Regions from separate parts of the Homo sapiens genome. Here region 1 is linked to region 2. The links are chromatin contacts, found by Hi-C or POLR2A ChIA-PET in ENCODE. All regions are on one chromosome and are shown on one strand. Each heading gives the region's core, a stretch centred on a gene start or an enhancer-like site at or near the end of the contact. The rest is flanking DNA. Distances are from core to core; before and after follow the strand shown. Region 1 has its middle 12 kb from the start of MIR3155B. Region 2 holds the start of IL15RA (interleukin 15 receptor subunit alpha).

The links. Hi-C counts contacts between places; a loop is a spot of excess contacts on that map. ChIA-PET counts read pairs that join two places held with the same protein, here RNA polymerase II (POLR2A). Pooled maps may share reads with other maps.
Region 1: a loop to region 2 is called in a map of naive thymus-derived CD4-positive, alpha-beta T cell, with 2.1 times the contacts of the local background. The contact joins the enhancer-like site here to the promoter of IL15RA in region 2. A Hi-C loop is called at or near these places in 2 of 168 maps with a recorded cell type or tissue (endothelial cell of umbilical vein and naive thymus-derived CD4-positive, alpha-beta T cell), 12 of 37 single-sample maps with no recorded cell type and 12 of 50 pooled maps. POLR2A ChIA-PET finds 5 or more read pairs at or near these places in 2 of 52 experiments (Caco-2 and IMR-90).

What each region holds. Positions count from the first base shown.
Region 1 is chr10:6,161,930-6,166,522 of GRCh38, reverse strand. It overlaps a transcript of PFKFB3 not described here. Among named protein-coding and RNA genes, the nearest start is that of MIR3155B, 12 kb to the right of the region's middle. RefSeq lists enhancers at 1-381, 2,101-2,210 and a silencer at 2,621-3,100. Within about 2 kb of position 2,847, at least 30 of the 41 ENCODE cell types and tissues checked have a DNase peak (open chromatin) inside an H3K27ac peak, as active enhancers do.
Region 2 is chr10:5,975,435-5,980,003 of GRCh38, reverse strand. It overlaps IL15RA (interleukin 15 receptor subunit alpha), which reads left to right and starts at 2,461. Exons shown (of 7, transcript NM_002189.4): 1 at 2,461-2,599. The coding sequence starts at 2,512. RefSeq lists silencers at 1,698-2,367, 2,458-2,837 and enhancers at 3,728-3,807, 3,938-4,207.

The DNA.
Region 1 (4,593 bases), core at 1,598-4,097, 190 kb before region 2:
AAATCAATCAATACACAAACACTTTATTACTTCATGAATAACTGCAACATCATTGTTCACAAAGGAACCCATTCCACTAAAATAGATGCATTGAGTGGAAGGAGGAAGAGGCTCAGAAAAAAAAAAATACTAAGCCGGGCGGTGGCTCATGTCTGTAATCCCAGCACTTTGGGAGCCTAAGGCGGGTGGATCACTTGAGGTCAGTAGTTTGAGACCAACCTGGCCAAAATGACGAAACCCCATCTCTACCACGGTAGCTCACACCTTAATCCCAGCACTCTGGGAGACCGAGGCGGGCGGATCACCTGAGCTCAGGTGTTCGAGGCCAGCCTGGCCAACATGGAGAAAGCCTATCTCTACTAAAAATCACAAAAATTAGCTGGGCGTGGTGGCGGGGCACCTGTAATCCCAGCTACTGGGGAGGCTGAAGCAGGAGAATCGCTTGAACCCAGGAGGCGGAAGTTGCAGTGAGCCGGGATCGTGCCACTGCACTCCAGCCTGGATGACAGAGTGAGACTTCGTCTCAAAAAAAAAAAAAAAAAAAGTTGAGCCTGGTGATCCACGCCTGTAATCCCAGCTACTCACGAGGCTGAGGGAAGAGAATCGCTTGAACCCGGGAGGCAGAGGTTGCAGTGAGCGGAGATAGCACCACTGCACTTCAGTCTGGGCGACAGAGTGAGGTTCTGTCTCAAAAAAAAAAACAAAGACAAAGAAAAAAGAAAATAAAATACTGGGTACTAGGCTTATACCTAGGTGATGAAATAATCTACAACAAACGAGTTTACTTATATAACAAACCTGCACATGTACCTCTGAACTAAAACATTTACAAAAAAATAGACGCATCGAGAAAAGGCAAGGGCTTTGGAGTCTGGCAGATGAGAACTTGCATCTGAGCTCCACTATTCTCCCACTAACATAGGTAAACATCTGGCTCCTGCAAAGAACGCCAGACATGTTCATCCCTGCCGGCTCTGTGTAACTGACCTGAAATTCTCCACCTGGGAAAATCTGTTTTGTGCCCCCAGGGAGAAGGAAAGTCTAGCCTCTTCCTCATAAGGAAGTTGTGGGGAAAAGAGAGATCAGATTGTTACTGTGTCTATGCAGAAAAGGAAGACGCAAGAAACTCCATTTTGATCTATACTAAGAAAAATTGTTTCTGCTTTGAGATGCTGTTAACCTGTAACTGTAGCCCCAACCCTATGCTCACAGAAACATGTGCTGTATTGAATCAAGGTTTAATGGATTCAGGGCCGTGCAGGATGTGCCTTGTTAACAATATGTTTGCAGGCAGTATGCTTGGTAAAAGTCATCGCCATTCTCCATTCTCGATTAACCAGGGACACCATGCACTGCAGAAGGCTGCAGGGACCTCTGCCCAAGAAAGCCTGGGTATTGTCCAAGGTTTCCCCCCACTGAGACAGCCTGAGATATGGCCTCCTGGGAAGGGAAAGACCTGACCGTGCCCCAGCCAGACACCCGTAAAGGGTCTGTACTGAGAAGTAGTGAAAGAGAGGGGGCCTCTTTGCAGTTGAGATAAGAGGAAGCCTTCTGTCTCCTGCTCATCCCTGGGAATGGAATGTCTCGGTGTAAAGCAGACCAATCCCATTCGTTCTATTCTGAGATAGGAGAAAACCGCCCTGTGGCTGTAGGCGATATGCTGGCAGCAATACTGCTCTGTTACTCTTTGCTACACTGAGATGTCTGAGTAAAGGGAAACATAAACTTAGCCTATGTGCACATCAGGGCACAGTACCTTTCCTTGAACTTATTCATGATACAGATTCCTTTGCTCACATGTTTCCCTGCTGACCTTCTCCCCACCTGTTGCCCTGCTACACTCCCCTCGCCAAGATAGTAAAAATAATGATCAATACTGAGGGAACTCAGAGACGGCCACCAGTGCGGGTCCTTCGTATGCTGAGTGCCAGTCCCCTGGGCCCACTGTTCTTTATACTTTGTGTCTTATTTCTTTTCTCAGTATCTCCTCCCACCTGACGAGAAACACCCACAGGTGTGGAGGGGCTGGCCCCCTTCAGAAGTCTTTCAAATACTTCCAGACAGGGGTCAAGTGTGCCCAGTCCTGCCATGTCTGGGTTAAACATCCCCAATTCTTCAACCATGCCTCCTGTGACTTATTTCCTGACCCTTCACCCGCTCACTCACTCTCCCCAAATTCACCGCAGGCCCTGTTCATGAAGATTCGGATGGAGCCACAGACCCAACGCATACGAGGTCCTCAGGGAGTCTGTGTCCCACACTGGGGGCTAGGAGCGGTCCCCGGGTGCTCACTGGCGGCGCCTCCACCGCGGACCTGCCCCAGCCCCGCATCCACGCGCGGGGTGGGGTGGGCCGCCCACTTCTCCCGCGCCCTCAACCCACAGGGAAACGGGCTGCGCGCCCGGGCCGCCCCGCAGAGTCCAGATGCCTAAATCCCTCCTAGTCTGTTTCCTCATCTGCGGCCTGCACGCCCGCCGCAGCCACACCCAACGCCGGGACGCGCAAAAACACCTGCCGGGCCTATTTCCTCTCGGGTATTATTTACAGCCGCTCCCAGGCCTTCTCGGAAAACATCCTTTGCCGGAAACACAACCCCAGGTCCCCAGAGCGTAGGGGGCCCAGCGCCGGATCCACGCGGAGCTCACGAGCCGGACAGTCGCCGCAGAGCAGGCTGGGGCCGCGCGGCGCACGCCGGGAGGGCGCGCGACAGCACGTGAACGCGGCGTGCCGCACGGCCCGGGAAGGGCGGGGTGCGCGCTGACCGGCTCGTGCGCCGCAGGCAGCAGCCAATCCGCGCGGACCACCCCCAGGCCCCGCCCCCGCCGGTCCCGCCACGCCCCCGTCGGGCCCGCAGCTGCTCCCGGGGCCCGGGACCCAGCTGGCTTAGGCGCCCGAGGTGCACCTGGGAGGAAGCAGGCGCGGGGTGCAATGGAGGGTGGAGGCGCGCACCGTGCCCAGAGCGGGGCTCCCGGGAGCTGATGTCCCGTCTGGCCCCCCTACCTCCCAGCTGGGTCCCCACCTACCCGCCCTGTCTTACCGCCCTCAGCACAGGGACCTGCCTCTGTCCCCACGACGCCAGGCTCCAGGTGTATCTAGGACTAAAGAGTTGACATCCAGTCTATATAGGGTTGTGGGGGGTTACCTTAAAAGTTCCTTTTTGTTATTAAAAAAAGTAATATACACTTGTGCAGTGATTGAGAACAATAGAGGGAGGGAACATAAAATATTCGTGATGGAGTTCCCTTCCAGACTTCCCGTCTCTGGAGATATTTTCTTAAGCCCCAGGAGGCTTGGTCTTGGCCCCCACCTCTGCATTGAATGTCTGATCTCCCTCAACTCGGTGTCATCACACATGGGATAGGGGTCAGAGGTTATCACGAGGAATTTTATGTTGCTAATGAGTACAGCCAGTAGCAAAGGAGATTCAAGATGAAGACAACATTCCTGGGGAAAACACAGAAAGCAAATGAAAGATACAATTATGGGACGGGGGAAGGAGAGGAAGAACTCTGTGCTGCTGGACTGGAATAACTGATCCGTTTGAATTTACAATTTTAAAATGTTTCCCAGCTCCATCCATGAAAAACGCCCTGGAAACACGGACACTCCGGTAGCAAGAAGAGGCACACAAAAGCCCAGATCCAGCCTTCTAAGGACCATCCTCCACTGAAAGTACCCAGGGATCCTTGGAGGAGTGGCTGCTCCCAAGGCCGAGACTGGGAAGGACACAAGGAGCCTGGAACAGGAGTTAAGACAGAGCTCAAAAGCTGAAGGGGGCGTGTCAAGGACACAGCAGCCAGCCTGAAAGGGTTCTCACCCAAACTGGGAGTGGCTTGAGCATCAATTGAGTATGTCAGGAATGGATTCTAACACATGCAGTCATAATTTTAAAAATCCCGGAGTCCACATTGGTACTATTACTACTATTAATAATGATGATGAAATTAAAGCTAGTAAAAGGGAGGATGGGCAGGAAAGAGCTTCTTTACAAAAGAATGCCAACTAATAAATGTGGAAAGAATGACAAAAATGGTAAATAGCCATTTTACGGACACTCTGATAAGTGTTTCACTCAAGAATCATCAATAGATGCTAAAGCTATGAAATAAAAGATTATTCCTTGTATATACACACCCCAAAGAATTGAAAGCAAGGTTTCAAAGAGATGTTTGTAGACCCATGTTCGCAGCAGCATTATTGACAACAGCCAGAAGGTAGAGTAATCCATGTGTCCAACAACAGATGAATGGATACACAAAATGTGACTAAACACACAGAACATTACTCCGCCTCCAAAAAGATGGAAATTCTGACCCATGCTACAACGTGGATGAGCCGTGAGCACTTGATGCTAAGTGAAATAGGCCAGGCACAAACAGACAAATGTTGTAAGATTCCACTCACATGAGTTCCCTAGAATAGTCAGATTCAGAGACAGAAAGAATGGTGGCTGCCAGGAGCTGGGGATTGTGAAGAATGAGAGTTATTGTTTAATGGGTGCAGAGTTTCAGTCTTGCAGGATGAAAAAGTTCTAGAGATGGTTGGTGGTGATGGTTGTACAACACTGAATATATTTAACACCACTGAGCTGTA
Region 2 (4,569 bases), core at 1,212-3,711:
CTCGAACTCCTGACCTCAAGTGATCTGCCCACCTCAGCCTCCCAAAGTGCTGGGATTACAGTCATGAGCCACCACACCCAGCCTTAATCACATGAATTTTTAAAAATGTAAGCCATCCTGTCCGTTGCACATGGACATACACATGGAAAAGGGGCCTAAGAATGCCTGGGAATGATGAGTACCAGTTTCAAGAAACATTTACCTGCGAGAAAGTGGAAGACGGAGGAAGAGAAAGATGCAAGAATACAAAGGGGCTTCAACTTTATCTGTAATTTTTTTATTCCAAAAAATATCTGAAGCAAACATTGAGCAGACATATTAAGTTTTGACAGGATGAGGCAGTAGGCTCATGGATATCCACTATATTTATTGATTGCTATAGTTCGAAGTATATTTGAAATTTACATTATTTAACAACGTATATATATGTAATGAAATAGAGTTCTTTAAGCATACCAAATTTACAATTTTATTTTCAAATTTTAAAATTTACTTTTGGTCAGAATGCAGTAAAATGGGTACTTTAACACAATCAATGCTAGTTAGAAGGTATATTGATACAAGACTTTTGGAAAGCAAGATAGAAATATTTGTTTAAAAGAGAAAAAGCCTTTAAAAATATTCCCTACCAGTTGACTCAATAGTTCCACTGTAGGAAATCTATTCTAAGCGATCTTAAATTCACAAGATTTTGTAGAAAGACATTTATGACAATGTTATCTTTAATATTAAAATAATAGAGGGGATGTTAAACTATGATAATTTGCAGCCATTAAAAACTTTTACAAAGAGTCTGTAATAATGGAGAAATCTCTACTTCATAAATGTCCATAGAATAAAAAATGCTCTATTGTATACATGCTATGCTTAGCCTGCATTCAATAAACCCTCAATATATTTGAGAATATTAAGGAATATTGTTAATTTTTAAATTTGATCTTATCATCTTGAGATTTATTATTAAGTATTGAGAGAAATTGAATAATGTGGGATTTCCCCAGTTGGAGTAAGGGTGGCTATTCCTGCTTAGAAAAAAAGAATGGACCTTGTGTGGTCACTGCCGGATGGTAGGTTCATTATTCTTTCTACTTTTTTTTTTTAAATTTAAGAGACAGGAACTGGCTGTGTTGCCCAGGCTGGAGTGCAGTGGTGCGATCTCAGCTCACTGCAACCTCAGCCTCCTGGGTTCAAGTGATTCTCCTGCCTCAGCCTCCTGAATAGCTGGGATTACAGGCGCCCGCCACCATGCCCAGCTAATTTTGGTATTTTTAGTAGAGATGGGGTTTCACCATGTTGGCCAGGCTAGTCTCGAATTCCTGACTTCAGGCGATCCACCTGCCTTGGCCTCCGAAAGTGCTTGGATTTCAGGAGTGGCCACCGCGCTCGGCCCTAAATTCTTTTATTTAACTTTTAAGTTCAGGGTTATAAGTGCAGGTTTGTTATAAAGGTAAACCTGTGTCTTGGGGGATTATTGTACAGATTATTTCGTTTTCAAAGAGAATTTGCAAGTATGTCACAAAAGCCTCATAAACACGTTGTGAGATTTTAAGAGGCAATGACCGAGGCTTGGAGATGTCTCGTCCTGTCCAATGTCACCGCTAGACCTGAGAATCTGCACTTGGGAGCTTACAGACCCGGTTCTCAGGCTTCACTTGAGACCCCAAGAAAGAAAAAAACCCACCAGCCAAAGAGGAGGATGGCAGCCTGGAAGAACCTAAGGAAGCGAGGCTCAGAGGTGAAGCACTGTGGCTCCTCTCCCCCTTCTCCCCCCTCCGCCCCCTCTCCTTCTAAGATGAGGCATTTTCTAGGGGAGCAAAGCTGCAGCAGGAATTCGGCGAAGTGGCGGAGCTGGGGCCCCAGCGGGCGCCGGGGGCCGCGGGAGCCAGCAGGTGGCGGGGGCTGCGCTCCGCCCGGGCCAGAGCGCACCAGGCAGGTGCCCGCGCCTCCGCACCGCGGCGACACCTCCGCGGGCACTCACCCAGGCCGGCCGCTCACAACCGAGCGCAGGGCCGCGGAGGGAGACCAGGAAAGCCGAAGGCGGAGCAGCTGGAGGCGACCAGCGCCGGGCGAGGTCAAGTGGATCCGAGCCGCAGAGAGGGCTGGAGAGAGTCTGCTCTCCGATGACTTTGCCCACTCTCTTCGCAGTGGGGACACCGGACCGAGTGCACACTGGAGGTCCCAGAGCACGACGAGCGCGGAGGACCGGGAGGCTCCCGGGCTTGCGTGGGTAAGGTCCTGGGTCCCCACCGGGCACGGCCCATGCGTCCCGGGGACAGGGGTGGCTGTGCGGTGCCGCGGCGGCCGGCGGGGCTCCTTCCCCAGCAGGGGTGGGGACGCTGAGTCACGGATCTGTCACCGCTTTGCACCTCTCCGAGCCCTCGGGGGCCAAAGCAAAAGCGAAAGCGAATGCGACTGGCGGGGCGGCAGGTCCCAGAGCAGCGCTCGCCACCTCCCCCCGGCCTGGGCAGCGCTCGCCCGGGGAGTCCAGCGGTGTCCTGTGGAGCTGCCGCCATGGCCCCGCGGCGGGCGCGCGGCTGCCGGACCCTCGGTCTCCCGGCGCTGCTACTGCTGCTGCTGCTCCGGCCGCCGGCGACGCGGGGTAGGGAGCTGGGAGCAGGGGCGCCCGGGCGGGACTTGGAAGGGGGCCGGGACGTGGAGCTGGAGGGAACCGGGCGCCCCATCTCCCCGGGCCGTGCGGGGGCGTCGGTGCCCTCGGGAGCGCGGTGCGCGCAGGCCCAGGCCGGGGAGGGGACGCGGCGCCGGGCAGGAGGGACACGTGCCGGGAGCCGGGGTCGCAGGGAGAGCGCCGCCGCTGCGCCCGGGTCACCCACGTAAGGGAGCGGGCGGCCTGGCTGGGGTCTCCGAGGCCGAGGTCAGGAGCAGTTCTGAGAAGCCCGTTTTGGCCACGGGAGCGCGGAGCCGGCGGCGTCCAGCAGTTTGGAGACACGGGCGAGTGCGCTTCTCCCAGGCGCCTGGACTGCAGGGCGGGTGTTGCATAGCACGCGGTCCTCGGAGGGGTCCGGGAGAAACTACTCCTCCCGACTCCCAGGCAAAAGTAAATTATGTCAGTGGGAGCTGGGAGGGTGGGGAGGAGCTGTGTCCCAGGGGGAAACGCGTCGGGCAAGTTGCACACCTGGGGACCTGGAAACAACTTCCAATTCTTAAGCGATCAGGAAACCAGCAGAGGCGGTCGGGACCGGATGGGGGTGGGGAGTGGGGGCCAGCCTGGAGTCTACACTCGCAGAAAAAGGGGGAAGAGATCTGTGATCGCTTGGTGTATTCGAGAAGAAAGCGGGTCGCGGAGCTCTGATCTCGGCAGGGAGGACGGAATGAGCGATTCCTAGGGGTTTTGTCCCGGCAGCCAGAGGAAGGAGGAAAACAGTAGCAGGGTCTAGCTCTATCCTTGTCAGCGCTTCTTTATCTTTTTATAGTCAGGGAGCTCTTGGAGGGTCTGATGAAAGCTATGAACCCCCGGCCCCCAGAAAAATGCATGAATGAACATAGTTACAAAATGTGCATATGATTTTGGGGTCAAAGCCCCACTGAAGGCCATCCATGGACTCTCTATAGGAATTAGTAACGCCATGATCTGTGTGTGTTTTTAAGCGAGACCCTGAATAATTTACATCCAGTCGGGCCAGTCTGCCCAGGCCCTGGCCAAAGCCATTCCACGCACAGTTGCTGCTGCCTGGTGTGGCCTGAACGCCCCCCCACCCTCTGCCACCCCCACCCCAGCTCTGCGAGGCTTCTTGAAGTTTCGTTTTCATGAGACTCTGATGCTTGGATTTCCCCCCACATCTGAGAAGCAGAGTTAGTTGGTGACCGGTTGGTTCCTCCCAGTTGGCTAGCAGTGTCACAGGACCCCATAGCTGGCAACTGGGGCAGCTGGATTACACAATATGAAAGTGAAATGCAGCCTTAGTCAAAGCCCAGCAGAGAGGAGGTGTCTTCCTTGAAGACTGAGTGGATAGGGGAGCACCACTGTGAGATCTCTGATCTCATCAGCTGCACAGCCTTGCCCTTTGACCTTAGAAAGATGTTGCTACCTTCCCTTCCCAAAGCTCTCAATGTTTTTTCTTTTTCTTTTTCTTTCTTTCTTGTTTTCTTTTTTGAGACGGAGTCTCACTCTGTCACCCCGGCTGGGGTGCAGTAGCGCGATCTCAGCTCACTGCAACCTCCGCCTCCTGGGTTCAAGCGATTCTGCTGCCTCAGCCTCCTGAGTAGCTGGGATTACAGGCGATCGCCACCACGCCCAGTAACTTTTGTGTTTTTAATAGAGACGGGGTTTCATCATGTTGGTCAGGCTGATCCAACATGGTGATCACTCCTGACCTTGTGATCTGCCCGCCTCGGCCTTCCAAAGTGCTGGGATTACAGGCGTGAGCCAGCTTGCCCAGCCGTTGTTTTTTTTCCCTTTAACAGCCTTATTGAGGTATAATTGACCGACAATAAACTGCATATATTGAAGTTGCACACTTTGATAAGTTTGGAGGTAAATGCATACATACTCATGAAACCACTGCCACCACCAAGAGTGAACACAACTATCACTCCCAAAGACTTCCTCAT